Regions from separate parts of the Homo sapiens genome. Here region 1 is linked to region 2. A link is a loop called in an ENCODE intact Hi-C map of the cell type or tissue named here. Cell type or tissue: psoas muscle. All regions are shown on one strand.

Evidence for each region. Hi-C counts contacts between places; a loop is a spot of excess contacts. Peaks named below come from ENCODE experiments on the same cell type or tissue, not always from the same donor. Only the 100,000 strongest peaks of a DNase experiment are listed, where the experiment ranks them.
Region 1: a loop joins it to region 2, with 9 times the contacts of the local background. A loop is called at or near these places in 54 of 110 quality-filtered maps.

Annotation. Positions count from the first base shown.
Region 1 is chr11:56,783,628-56,791,627 of GRCh38, reverse strand. It overlaps the pseudogene OR5G4P. Among named protein-coding and RNA genes, the nearest start is that of OR9G4, 39 kb to the right of the region's middle. In psoas muscle, CTCF peaks have their summits at 7,777 and 7,991 (motif pointing right); no DNase peak of the experiment used is centred here.
Region 2 is chr11:55,932,569-55,940,568 of GRCh38, reverse strand. It overlaps OR5I1 (olfactory receptor family 5 subfamily I member 1), which reads left to right and starts at 4,169. Exons shown (of 1, transcript NM_006637.1): 1 at 4,169-5,113. The coding sequence starts at 4,169. The coding sequence ends at 5,113. In psoas muscle, no CTCF peak of the experiment used is centred here; no DNase peak of the experiment used is centred here.

The DNA.
Region 1 (8,000 bases), 850 kb before region 2:
TCTACTTTTACTACAGTACTTATATTTATCTTTTTTTTTTTTAGAATTTTACAATCTTTAATATAAATGTTAAATACATATGTTATGGACATCTTTAAATAGTGTCTGATTATAATGTGAATGTTTCTAATGTCTTAACACTACACACATTTTTTTTTCTGGAAGATTCTTTGTATTAAATTAAATAGTTATTTTTATTTCCAGTTTTGGAAAGTTCTTCTTGAGAGCTGCATTTTATCAAATTCTTGTTCAAATTCGATTGAAATAATAATAATGCTTTTTCCTATAATCTGTAAGGGTAGTGATTAATTTATATAGGTTTATAAAGTTTTAACCATTTCTTAGTTAAGTCCCAAATTTCTCTATAAAACGCTTAAACCATACTATTTTTTAGAACTGTGATATATCTAATGTCCTAGCATTTTATTTGGGCTTTTTAAAAAATATCAATGTTTCTAAGTTAGTTCCACCTATATTTCTTTTCCTGTGCAATATGTTATGATTTTAAAAAATCAAAGTTGAATGCATGATCAGTTCTCTATTTTTCTCACTATAGAGACTAAAATCAACCAATGGCTGATGGAAATATAAAAGGATCACAGAATTCATTTTTGTAGGCTTAAGGTATCATCTTCAGCTGCAAGTCTTCCTTTTCTTACCATTTCTACCTTTTTTACCTCATTACTATGACAGAAAACTTGGGCATGATGGTTCGCATCTGGCTCGATTCCTGCTTTCACACACCTATGTACTTTGTCCTCAGCTACCTGTCCTTTGTGGACATCTGCTTCTCATCCGTTGTGGGCCACAAGTTGCTCACTGACTTATTTGCTGTAAGGAAAGCCATCTCTTTCCTGGGCTGTCCCTTGCAGCAGTGGTTCTTTGGGTTCTTCATAGTCATTGAGTATCTTCTCTTGGCTTCCATGGCCTATGACAATTATGTGGCCATCTGTAACCCATTGTTGTACTCAGTGGCCATGTAATAGAGACTGTGCATCCAGCTGGTGGTTGTACGTTATGCAGCTGATTTCTTCAACACCATAACTCACACAACGGCTGCTTTTCATTTTCCCTTTTTTCACTCCAACATTATCAATCATTTCTTCTGTGACATGTCTCTCCTTCTTTCTCTCGTGTGTGCTGACGCCCGGATCAATAAATTGTTAGTTTTCATTGTGGCTGGAGCTGTACTAGTTGTCAGTAGCCTGACCATTATAATCTCCTATTTTTACATCCTTACTGACATTCTGAGGATCTGCTCTGCTAATGGGAAGAACAAAACTTTTTCCACCTGCTCTTCACACTTAACAGCTGTTTCCATCTTTTATGGGTCTCTCTTCTTTAGCTACGTTCGACCAGGTGCAACTTTTTACCCGGAACTCAATAAAATAGTGTTGGTGTTCTGTACATCCCCATGTTGAAACCTCTCATCTACAGCTTGATAAATAAAGAAGTATCCTAGCCACTAGACCACCAGGGAAGTGGGGAAAGGATTCCCTATTTAATAAATGGTGCTGGGAAAACTGGCTAGCCATACGTAGAAAGCTGAATCTGGATCCCTTCCTTACACTTTACACAAAAATTAATTCAAGATGGATTAAAGACTTAAATGTTAGACCTAAAACCATAAAAACCCTAGAAGAAAACCTAGGCAATACCATTCAGGACATAGGCATGGGCAAGGACTTCATGTCTAAAACACTAAAAGCAATGGCAACAAAAGCCAAAATAGACAAACGGGATCTAATTAAACTAAAGAGCTTGTGCACAGCAAAAGAAACTACCATCAGAGTGAACAGGCAACCTACAGAATGGGAGAACATTTTTGCAATCTACTCATCTGACAAAGGGCTAATATCCAGAATCTACAATGAATTCAAACAAATTTACAAGAAAAAAACAAACAACCCCATCAAAAAGTGGGTGAAGGACATGAACAGACACTTCTCAAAAGAAAACATTTATGCAGCCAAAAAACACATGAAAAAATGCTCATCATCACTGGCCATCAGGGAAATGCAAATCAAAACCACAATGAGATATCATCTCACACCAGTTAGAATGACAATCATTAAAAAGTCAGGAAACAACAGGTGCTGGAGAGGATGTGGAGAAATAGGAACACTTTTACACTGTTGGTGGGACTGTAAACTAGTTCAACCATTGTGGAAGTCAGTGTGGTGATTCCTCAGGGATCTAGAACTAGAAATACCATTTGACCCAGCCATCCCATTACTGGGTATATACCCAAAGGAATATAAATCATGCTGCTATAAAGACACATGCACACGTATGTTTATTGTGGCACTATTCACAATAGCAAAGACTTGGAACCAACCCAAATGTCCAACAATGATAGACTGGATTAAGAAAATGTGGCACATATACACCATGGAATACTATGCAGCCACAAAAAATGAAGAGTTCATGTCCTTTGTAGGAACATGGATGAAGCTGGAAACCATCATTCTCAGTGACTATTGCAAGGACAAAAACCAAACACTGCGTGTTCTCACTCATAGGTGGGAATTGAACAATGAGAACACATGGACACAGGAAGGGGAACATCACAAACCGGGGCCTGTTGTGGGGTGGGGGGAGTGGGGAGGGATAGCATTAAGAAATATACCTAATCCTAAATGACGAGTTACTGGGTGCAGCACACCAACATGGCACATGTATACATATGTAACAAACCTGCACGTTGTGCACATGTACCCTAAAACTTAAAGTATAATAATAATAAAAAAAGTAAAAGATGCCATGGGGAGGATGATTACCAAAAAGAAGTTTTTTAAAAAGAAAATTACAATTTTAATTCTCATCAAGAACAAAAAGTAGATAAAAGGAAAAGCTTCCAGACATAGTTAGACTTCCTCGTCATCATCCCAAGATACTAAGCCATTTGCAAAATTTAGGGGATGGCATATTTCTATGCTTCCATCTGACTTTTATTTTACTACTTACTTTTGGAAAAACCTCCATTTCATCATCTTTCTATAAATGATAAAAATTTTTAGTTACCTACAGAGTCAGAACAATTATATGTCTCCCCAAAATCTTCATTATTAGGAATATGATAAAGTCTAATGAATATTAGAACCATCTAGCGACTGTTATTACTAGCACACTAGTTATATTTAATAATGTAAATGTCCACACCAGGAGTGATTTATTGGAAAAAAAACATGTGTTCCCCATTCCCATCTACAGAATTGAAAATATAAAAGGTTACTTTGCTTAAAAATAATTTTTTAAATAAAAGGAATTCTTTTTCTTATATTCCTTTGAATTTATTTTATGCCTATTTTCTTTATTTTTATATTCTAAAAACAAAATAAATCATCATTATAACAGAAAATATAAAATATAAAGGAAAAGAGGAGCAACAATAAAAATAAAAACCCTAGAATCTTACTATTTCATACAGAGACAAATCCTGGCAATAATTTTCAGATGACTCTCTGTGTATTTGACTCTTAAGTCATTTCAGCTATTACTTTATTTGTTGATATTTAGTTTTTTTCTTAGTTCTTTTAGGTAAAAATAAATGGGAATAGCTTATTATAGAAACTAGAAATAAAATGCAAGAAAGTGAATAGTAAAATAGAAAAATTTTTAAAATTCAGAGGCACTGGGTATGGAAAAGTTAGAGGTAAATTAAAATACAGAAAATTTACAGCCTATTTTCATGTTACCCATTTTTGTTGTTTCCAAATTGAAAAAGAAATATAATAGACAAAATTTTAAAATAGTTTTAGCATCTTTTTGTTTCTTTGAAATTAAGGAAGAGTTTCTGGTCAGAAAAGTGGATGCAGAGCTGATCCTGTGCATCTAAAATAACTCTTCATACAGAACCCCAATTTCAGAATGAATCAGGTGCTATCAGATCTTCTCCAGTGTTTACAAACTTCCCTGGAACACATTGGGATGATATGTGTGGACACTCAACTTTCCCCAAGGCTCTCAATATTTCATGGGTGTCTCATTGAAGGAGAGACCAATAGACATGTTCAGATGGAAAGCGGTCTTGTCTGGACTCAGAACAATGGGTCAGTAACTGCAATCTCCTTGAATTGCACTTGAGCAATTCCAATGCCAAAAATAATGGGTTGAAGGCAAATCTAATGATGTTGACAGAAAACAGACTGTCTGTAGCCTGAGTGTGATGAGAGGCTTTGCACCCTCTTAGAGATTTCAGAAATCACTTTTTCCAACCACAGTTTTTACCATATTTTAAAAGTAGTAAACAACATTTTTCTTGAAATGAGAAAATTGTTCCACTTAGTAAGATTATTATATAATTTAATGTATTAATTGAATCAAAACGTCTTTGGCCTAATAAGAATATAAAATATATGGGCCTAAATTAAAAAAATACTTTCTCTTGTTGCCTAGGAAAAGCAATAAATACATACTTTTAGAGACCTAAAATTATTAGAGAATGTTTGGAAAGCAGAACACAAAGAAAGTAAAACTCACATGTAATTTCACTACTCACATATGAAAACAATGGTAATATACATCAAAATAGATATTTTTTTCTACTATTTAAAATTTATATGTTTGTACCATATATATAGGATTCTGAAATATAAAAATGCAGATAGTTTATTTTATAAGACAATGGGATCTAGAAAAACACACGTTCTTGTCATGTAATTTTGTTTGTATAAATAATCTATGCTAAATCCATTGTTTACACTCTTCCAGCATTTTCTTATATGTAGGTATATATATTTTTACAAGATTTTTATAGGATTTTATATTAAATGTTATTTTTAGCTTGCTTTTAACTAGATAAATCCTAAATATTTTAAAATAAATTATGTGCTATTAGATATTCTTCGCAAGAGGATTTTTAGTTGTCAAAATTAAGTTAAAAAATATGTATATGGTGACTCCTGATTAGCAGGCATTATTCCAAGTCCTGAGGATACAGCAGTAAATGAGACAGGAAAAGTTCTTTTCTCCTTTGGAGGGAGAGAAGCGTGCATTTAATGGCGAACCAGCTAGGGATTAGTATTACTACAAATAAAGAAGAGCTAGGGATCAGCACTACTACAAAAAAAGAAGAGCTAGGAATCATTATCCTACAAAAAAAGAAGGATCAAATATATCTCATGATGGAGACAGGATCATACAGTTTATTTACAGTGGGGTTGGGATTCTAACTCAGGTCCTCAGACAGCAAAACTTGTGCTTTTAGCTATCATACAAATGCCAGCATGAAAGGAAGATCATCTAAGGGGAAAAAATGGCTAAGAAGAAAAGAAGCCAAATAAATTACATTTACCTCTGTAGCAAATACTACTAAAGAGGAATTCCATCTTTCATTCTCCTCTTGCTTAATGGAAGCCCCATTTTTAGCTGGTCACATTGCAACCAAGATAGAACACTACATTTTTCAATCTCCTTTGTACGTGGCTGTTGCCACATGACAAAGTACTGAAATGTAAGAAGAAAATGTGTGAGGTTCTTCTGGGAAGTCTCCTTAGATGTTTAGGTTAGCATTCTTCTTGTCACCTGTCTCCTTTTTGTGACCTAAATGTAGATTCAGTGGCAGTCATTTTGTACTATGGGGAAACATTCGGGCTCCTGTCACTGTATAGTAGCCTTATCTGCCCTACATTGGCTATTTACTTACTCATTTTATAAGAAAGAAAAATAAAGTTTAAACAACTTGTTTAAGTTACTGCTACTTTAAATTTCCTAACACATGTAGGCAAACCTAATCTGAACTGATAAAATCCCTTTTTTGGGGGTGGGTAGGGAAAGAACATCCACGTAACACCTTTGGTCGACTATTGTATTGGTTTGGCTTTTAAGCTTTAGCTCATTAAAGGAAAATAAAATTGGGACAATATAGTTAGGAGAAGTTTTCTACTCATTTCTTTTCTGTCACTATTTGACACCATTCAAAAGAAACAAAAACTGTCTTTGATTGACCCAATTTTTTTCTACTTACCTGTTAGTTGTGTCCAGAGTACTGGTATCCTCCAACTGACTTATTCTCCTGGATCAGGGGCCTACCTCTGTGGTTTGAAGATTCAGGGCCTCATGGTTGACAGCCACACCAGGTGTGGGAGGGACAAGTTATCTTAGAACCACTAAAAGAGTGTTTTTTTTTTTGCCAAAAGAAGGGAAAAGGGACATCTGATTGGGAAGACAAACATATTTAAAATGGAACTTTGAGGAAAGAAAGAAAAAGGTTTAAAGATGTTTTGAAGAAAGAGAGAGGAAAAGATTATTTTTAATCCTATTAGATTCAGTGATGTGTGTGCATGGTGTGAGTATGTGAGAGAGAGAAAGAGAGAGGAGGATGTGACAGTCAATTGCAGGTGTGTCAAGTTGGTTGGACTAAGGGATGCCTAGATAGCTGGTAAATAATTATTTCTGGGTGTGTCTGAGAGGGTGTTTCCAGAAGAGATTGGCATGTGAGTAGGTAGACTGAGGTGGGAAAATCATCCCTCACTCAATGGGGGCAGGCACCATCCAATCGTCTTGGGGCTTGGATGAAACAAAAAGACAGAAGAAAGGCAAATTCTATTTTTTTTCTCTCTCTCCTAGTGTTGGGACACTCTTCTTTTCCTGCTCTTGGACATCAGAACTCCAGGCTCTCCAGCGTTTGGACTCCAGGATTTGCACCAGTGGTCCCAGGTTCTCAGTCCTCAAGCCTCAGACTTAGAGTTACAACATCAGCTTCCCTGTTTTTGAGGCCTTTAGGCTTGGACTGAGCCATGCTACTGTCATCCTAAGGTCTCTAGCTTGCAGATTATCTGCCTGGGACTTAAACTTCGTAATCATGAACCAGTTCCCCTAATAAATTCCCTCTTAGGCATCTATATCTCTATCTGTGTCTACATCTATCTATCTCTGATAGGTTCTGTCTCTCTGGAGAATCTAATATCTATATTATATTCACAAATTTAAATACGAATGGCACAACTATATTAAGGTTACATAAGTGAGGCTACATACTGCAAAATTCAAAATAAAATCAGTATCCAAAATTACACATAATTTATAGAAATTTTTTTGTATTCTTCTCTATAAAATGGGGATAACATTATCTAGGGCATTGTATTACTATCAAAATTAAATAAGATATTGCAGGAGAGTATTTAGAAGTGCTGGATGATGTTTCTATTCTTGTTATTGCTGATTTTTTTTCTTATTATTATTGATATTCATATAGTCATCTTTATGGATGTTGGAAAGGCATGGGACATCATCTGCTCCTGATTAAAACACAATTTTATTTACCTAGAAATAGAGGAATTCTTCCTAATCATATGTCCCAAGGAGCTACTACTTGTTTATCATGAGAACCTTGTACAGTGTCTGGCACAGAGTAGTTATTCAATAAAAGTTTGTTGAACCCAACGGAGCATAACAGGCTTTTGTTTTCTTCAGATCCATTTGGAAAGAAATGTAAGGAAAGATTAACTATTAATGTTGATTCATCTTTCTCCGGTTTCTCTGTTAGTAAAGATTTCCTCAAAATGACCTTACATCCTGAGTTTTCAAAACCTAATTTTAAATATTAGTTCAATTTCCCAACCCATTAAATTTTGCTTTTATAATGTTTGCTTTCAGTACTCATGAAATATACATTTTCATATTATTTATGAAACATCCTTTTCTCCTTCCTTTTAGTAATCTTAGGTAAGAAATTGTGAAGGAAAAGAAATAACTAATTCAACTGAGTTACTCCAGTGACAACTTTCTGTAGAACTTTTTTCCTGAGAAATTATCAGATTTGTATAAGGATTATATTTTTCAAAACTAAATTTTAATTAAAAAATTACTCTAAGTTTATATAAAATATTTCACTAAGAAATATATTGTATATCTTTAACTCTTAAGTCAACTCTTGTTAACATGCTCTTAGCGAATACAGAATACGTTTAAGGGTAAACAGTATTCCCAGCGAAATAACACTGTCGTGGTTTCTTCTTAAGTTGTTAAGCATTGCCACTAGATGGCAGCATCAACTT
Region 2 (8,000 bases):
TCTCTTGGATACTAAGTCAGGGAAATTTAGAATCACAATAAAGAGTAGTGCAAAGTCCAAGAATTAAATAGGGATTGCAAGTGTTCTTCTGCAGAGACAACGCTACAGATACTGGAGAGAATAGTCTCTTCTTACAACCGTCTTACAGGCTTAGACCTCTGCCCACAGATTCTCATAAATCACTCAACCATTAGAATATTATATTATCACTTTCCTTTCCGAAGAGTAGGATTAGCAAAAGAGAACGGTTACTTTTTTCCTTTAATGAATGAAATTATAAATAATTAATTTTTAAAATTTAAATTTGTGATTTCTAAAGAAGTATATTCAAAAAACTAGATTTACGGAGTAAATTTTTAAAATGTTTTTCAAATAACTTCATTACCAAAATGATAATTACCTCAAAATTTTTTAAATGATAAATTCCTTGTATGAGCATATTATACTAAAATGACAAACTCTCATTTTTTCTTTATAGAGTTAACTTTCAGTTCACCAACCCTATCACTATATTTTCCTAAATCACAAAATAAGTTCAGTATTGTGTGCAGTTATATAGAAGGATCATACCACAAATAAAGAGGAAATATGAATTCAGATTTGAGCTCACAGTAACTGAGATTTTTTTTCAATAGTTAGAATGTACACAGTGGATTGAAGTTGTGAAATTATTTTCCTAAAAAATAATTAAGCTGAGGCTTCTGACCATGTTTTAGTAGGTTCATAAATGGATTTTTGCAATGGATATAAGTTTTAAGAAGATTTCCTCTGTGATACTCCAGATATAGGCATGATAAATAAACCTGCATTATACTGTGAAAATAAAGAGACTATAATTGGTGGGGCTGCACTAATTACAATTAGCTATTAACTACAGTTGTTTGAATGAAGCTATCTTATACAATGTATATCAGAATAATGAAGTTGATGATGACAACCTGTGTTTACTGAGATGACCTTGCCATTGTCCTGATACATTTTGGTACCAGGTGTTATAAAGTCCTCTGTCTTGTCAGAAAACATCTGGTGATACTAAGCTCTACAGAAGCTTTCAATGCCACAAAAATAATTCATTAATTTTCAGTACTAGTAATCATAAATAATATTTTTAGAGTTTCCATGTGGTTTTTGAGAAATTTAAATGGCAGTAGTTACAGTTTTAAATATTTGAACTATTTGTAAAGAACCTCCACAATAAAGACGGTCCTTTGTAGAATGCCAAGTGTTAAAAACAACCTCCTCGATATTACTGAAAATGAAAATTACCTCTTCAAATTAACACAACAGCATTTCCATGAAAATTATGAATGTGTTTCTAGAGAAAATATTTACATTGGCAATAAGCCTAGTAACTATTCTCTAGGAGTCTCTCAGAAATTAACATGCTTGGAATCCTTCAATTACTAGGTCCCCAGTGACATAAGAATTCATGTAAAAGCCCTTGGTTGTATTGGTGAAATTATTCCCTTAAGCAACTTGCAACAGTTCCTTCCTCAGTAAGTAGCTTCTGCGGTTATTGGACTGGCTTTAATCGTGCAAAAAAAAAAAAAATCAACTTTTGTTGGTCTGAGAGCAAGAACCACTGATTTGAGTACAAATAGTTTTGAAAGTACATTTATCATTCAATATTGTACTGACAAGGTAATCTATCTTTTATCACCCTTTCTGATATAGCTTCCACAGGGTCTAAAATGTCTTTTGTTTAAATAAGCCTTTTGTTACTGATAGGAGAACCAAAGCATATCTACCTACCTTATAACTTGAATTAACTTATTTTATAACATAAGATTGTTTTGTTATGTTTGGAAAGAACTTATTGAATCATAGTATGTTAGTAAGATTTATTTGTTAATTCCCTTTTAAAAAGAAGAATCCAAGAATCACTGTCTTTTCCTACCACTATCCTCATGCCTCTTCTCTTCCTTTTAATATTTCTCTAAATAGAATTTTTTGACTATCAGAAGGAATGACCAATGTGAAGTTGCCAAGAATACATGCCCCACATTTTTGGGAAGTATGCGAACCATAGAATGGTCATACTGTTAATATTCTCCCCGTCCTCATGCTTGCTTTCATGGGCTTTGATTTCATACACCCCTGAGTTTGAATTGCACTGGTCAACTACATGTTGAATGACCTTGAGATACTATCCTAAGCATTAATGTTCTCATCCAAAATATGGAGCTAATAAAAAGAATCCTGTTTATAGAGAACCAGTGTATCATGTGGCTTTGGAGTCAGAATTTTGGGTTCTAATCCTGTTTCCATCACATCCTAAATCTCAAATTCTCTCTTTCTTAGTTTCCTTCATCTGTAAGAAAAAGATCATAATGATAGTAACTCCATGGTAATTTTGTTAGTTTTTTGGTGACAATTAAATGAGTTATAGGTGAAGTGTTAAGAATATTGCATTACACATAGTAAGCATTATACAGGTGACAATTATTGTTAGTAAAATTTGACAGGTAGCTCTAGTCATAATCTAAGAATAAAATGGCAGCGTGGCAATCAAAACTAATTTTTGATGTTATCTACTGTATGTCAGTCTCCCTAAAGAATGACACATGGAAAGATAAGTAGGTAGATAAAGGGACAGAAAGGGGGGGCAGAACATTTTCCCTATTTAATCCATACAGAAACACTATGAGATATTTATTATCATTGTTGTAGTATAGATTAGGATAATTTATATTAAGTGGCACAAGGTCACACAGCCCCCATGCAGCCAAGATGGGCATCTAATCAAATTCCTCCTAAATCGAAGTGATGTCTTATATTGTCTAAATACCTTGACTATTTTCAAACAAGCAAAATGAGAATAACCACTGTCCTGCTGTAGTGCTGCATCTCATTCACACGCTTTGAGGTGATAACATAAGGCAGCACTTTGAGCACGTGATTAACCCTTCTGATTATCAATAGGCTTCTCAGTGTTTATGTCATTGGGTAGTTTTATTGCTTACATGAGATAAATAAATTGTCTTTAGCACTGTCATTGTCATAATATCTATTATGTAAATGAGGCAGTGACTCAAATATTTTTAATTCCCATCTTGGCCCTCTCAACATGAACTTTAGAGATTGATGCTTTGCTTGCTTTTTTTTGTTGTTGTTTTGTTTTTTACGTATTTCCAAGTCTATCCTTCATGGTCAAAATCAAATTATTTGTACTTCAAAGTCAAGTTAAAAATTTTTATAATTCTGTAAGTATTTTGAGACCTCAGAAGCAGTGTTTAACAGATTTTTCTGACTCAACACTTTGTATTATACTACCATAACAATAAATGCAACAATTGTTCTTTACTTATAAAATTTAATCAGTGATGATGCCATATATAGTAATGTTATTTAATTGCAAGTTAACATATAACTAAATGTTTTGCTGACTGTACTTGGTCAGTCCACTAATGTTTAATGAGCATTTCCAGGAAGCCAAGGAGTTCGATAAATGCCAGAAGTATTGAAACAAGTAGTTAACTAATTTTATCAGCTTAGTTTAGTATGTGAACAGGGTTTATGGAATTACACTAAGCTCTTTTCTGTCAAAAATATCCTCAGAGCTGGTATTTACTGACATTTGTTTTTATTTCGCTAAAGCTTCTGCTTTACAGTAAAAAAAAAATTAGCCGGCATATTTCATCACACCACTCTATTTACTCAGTCAAGAGACACAGCATACCGGTATCTATCAAATCCTGAAAACAAGAAGCAGATGTTCTAAAATTCTTATTCAAAGGAACACTCTATAAGTCAGTCCATTTTTAATAATATACATATTTTCTTTACTTAATGTGATCATCAGTCTGTTCATTAATTTATTACTTTTTTAATACTCTGGGCCAGTAATTGTTTAATATTTTGGGTGCAAAATGGTAAGCCAAATCAGACATGATCCATGCACATAGGAAGTCAACTGTTCAATGGAAGAAATAGTAATCAAATAAAATATAACCTGCAACCATGAAATATGATATTACTAAATTCTGAAATATATTTCTCAGAGTTTATAGTTCAAAAAAGTTTGAGCTTGCTTTCTTTATCTTATTGCCATTTATTTATTTTTAAACAATAAAATAACTTTATAATTACATCTAATTATTTTTCTTTTTTCATCATTATAGCATTGTAGGGTATTAGAAATTCTCATAAAAGGAAAACAACACAGAAGATGGAATTTACAGATAGAAACTACACGTTGGTCACTGAGTTTATTCTATTAGGTTTTCCAACTCGCCCTGAACTGCAGATTGTCCTGTTCCTCATGTTTCTGACATTGTATGCTATAATTCTGATAGGGAACATTGGATTGATGCTGTTGATCAGGATTGATCCTCACCTTCAAACCCCCATGTATTTTTTCCTTAGCAACCTATCATTTGTAGACCTTTGCTATTTCTCAGACATTGTTCCCAAAATGCTGGTCAATTTCCTCTCGGAGAACAAATCTATTTCCTATTATGGGTGTGCCCTGCAGTTTTATTTTTTCTGTACTTTTGCAGATACAGAATCCTTCATCCTGGCCGCCATGGCCTATGATCGCTATGTCGCCATCTGTAACCCTTTATTGTACACAGTTGTGATGTCTAGGGGCATCTGTATGCGGTTGATTGTCTTGTCATACCTTGGAGGCAACATGAGTTCCCTGGTTCACACATCCTTTGCCTTTATTCTGAAATATTGTGACAAAAATGTTATTAATCATTTTTTCTGTGACCTCCCTCCCCTGCTTAAACTATCCTGCACTGACACAACAATTAATGAGTGGCTCCTCTCCACATACGGCAGCTCAGTGGAAATCATTTGTTTTATCATCATCATCATCTCCTACTTTTTCATTCTTCTCTCAGTCTTAAAGATCCGCTCTTTCAGTGGGAGGAAGAAGACCTTTTCTACATGCGCCTCTCACCTGACTTCAGTGACGATCTACCAAGGGACTCTCCTCTTTATTTACTCACGGCCCAGCTACCTGTATTCTCCAAACACTGATAAAATTATCTCAGTGTTCTACACCATTTTCATTCCAGTGCTGAATCCGTTGATTTATAGTTTGAGAAATAAAGATGTAAAGGATGCAGCTGAGAAAGTTCTAAGATCAAAGGTAGATTCTTCATGAGATAAAGCATCTCAAGATACATCTAATTTCTCAATCACATACTGTAATTGGGAACTTACAACAACCTTACCTGTACACACACACAACCTCTCACACTAGGGATTTTATCAAGCACTTTGTTTAATGCAGCCAAATGAATTTCATAGTCCTAAAATATTTTTAAAATCATTTAAAAGTTTCAAAGTTCCTGCTAAATGCTAGTTATACTACTTTTCAGTTATTACTAGCTTGAGATTTATGCTAAAATCAATTTCATCAAGCCATCTTAAGGGATATAGTAAATATTTCAGAAAAGTATGCATGCATGTACATGTGCGTATCTATCTGTAGAATATCTCAGTTATAAGTGTAGATTACTGGATAACTGGATAAGAAAATAAGTCAGATTGCTTTGATTTATATGCCAGATCTATACTTGGCTAGTGAGTGGCATATTGAATGAGTTGCTTAATTTTTCTATGCCTCATTTATCTGTAAAATGGGATGAATATTGCACATATGCTATTGATTGTTTGATGGTGAACAGAGTTAATACAGTTAAGAGCTGAGAATAGTGCCTGGACATTATATACACTTACATGTTTGTTATAAGATATGTTTTTATAATATCTCACACTAATTAAAATGCATGTAATAAAATAAGATGATAGAGGCTAGAATGTTAGAAAAGCAATCATAAAAAGCCAAATAATATTTTTTAAAATGCAGGTGATAACATGTTGATAACTTTCTACATCCAATGTATCATAAAGCAATTTGGAAACATTTTCTTAGTGGCTTGAGCAATATAGGTTAATTGCAATGCAAAATATTTGTTTTACTATCTCTTGTTTTTAAATACACCAATGTGTTACTGAATGTGAGGAACGTTCTTTGCTGGAATCTCAGAAAAAGAATACTATCTCTAATTTATTACACTATCGTAATTGTATCCTCATAGGGAGATCAATCCAGTACTGTGGTAGAAAACCATGCATGAAATGTGTGTTTGAAAATTCTAATTGAAGGATGTGTAGAAGTATGTGTATTATTACAAAATGTATTTCTGTAACTAATATTGTGTGCTGCAAATCATTATTATGTATGATAACTGTTTACAAGCTATGAAATGGAAATATGAAAGTTTACAGTTATGCAAGCATGTATCATTTTATTTCATTTCACAGATATTGTTTTTTTCTTCACAAATTAAAAGTTCAGGACCACACTGTGTTAAGCAAGTCTACTGGCACCAGTTTTCCAACATTATGTTCTCATATCATGTCTCTGTGTCACATTTTGGTAATTCTTACAATGTCTCAATCTTTACATTATTATTTTATCTATTGTGAAGATCTGTGATCAGTGATCTTTGATGTTACTATTATCATTATTTAGGGGCACAATGGACTGTACCCATAAAAGACAGTGAACTTAATTGATAAATGTTATATACATTCTGACTGCTCTGCCAACTGACCTTCTGGCTCTCTCCCTTTCCTTTGGCCTCCCTATTTCCTGAGACACAACTATATCAAAAGTAGACAAGTTGCAATTAACCTTGCAACGGCCTTTAAATGTTCAAGCAAAAGGAAGTATTGCACATCTCTCACATTAAATAAAGAGTTAGAAATAACGAAGCTTAGTGAGGAAAGCATGGCAAAAGACAAGTTAGGCTGAAAACCTGTGCCAGGATAACTGCCACATTGTGAATAGAAAGATAAATTCTTGAAGGAAATTTAAAATGCCACTTCAGTGAACATGAGTGATAAGAAATAAAACACTCTTATTGCTGATATGGGGAAAATTTCAGTGGTCTGGCTTGAAGATCAAAACAACCACAACAATCCATTAATCCAAAACCTAATCCAGAGCAAAGCCCTAACTCTCTTCAATTCTGTGAAGGCTGAGAGAGGTGAGGACACCATAGAAGAAATAATTTAAGCTATCAGAGGTTGATTCCTGTGGTTTAAGGACATAAGCCATCTCCGTAACATAAAAGCACAAAGTGAAACAGCAAGAGCTGATGCAGAAGCTACAGTAAGTTATCCATAAGATCCAGCTAAGTTAATTGATGAAGGCTGCACTAAACAACATCCTTTCAATATAGAGGAAACAACCTTATATTGGAAGATATCACCTAAGACCTTTATAGCTAGAGAGAAGTCAATGACTGGCATAAAACCTTCACAGAACAGGCTGATCTCTTTTTAGAGGAAACTGCAACTTTAAGTTGATGCCAATGCTCATTTACCCCTCTAAAAATCCTAGGGTTCTTAAAAATTATGGTAAATCTTTTTTGTCCATGCTTTATAAGTATAATACCAAAGCCTGGATGATAGCACATATGCTTATAGCATGAGTCACTGAATATTTTAAGCCCATTGTTGAGATCTGCTACTCAGAAAGAAAAAGATTCCCTTCAAAATTTTACTGTTGTTTGACTGTGAACTTGGTCACTCATCAGCTCTGATGGAGGTGCTCAAGATTAATATTCTTTTCATACCTATTAAGGCAACATCTACTATGCAGCCTGTGGATCAAGGAGTAATTTTGAATTTCAAGTATTATTATTTAAGAAATACAGCCTGTAAGGCTAGAGCTGCCATAGCTTGTGATTCCTCTGATAGATCTAAGAAAATTAAACCAATAACCTGGAAATAATTCATCATTCTAGAAGCCATTAAGAACATTCATGATTCATGGAAGGAAGCCAAAATATCTATACCAACAGGAGTTTGGAAGAAATTGATTCCAACCTTTGTGAATGACTTTGAGGAACTCAAGACTTTAGTGAAAGAAGCAACTGCAGAGGTAATGAAAATGATAGTCTGTTCAATGTAGCTGACATGAAAACAAAATATTAGAATATTACATAAACATAATTGATAAAGATGCAGCAAGGAGA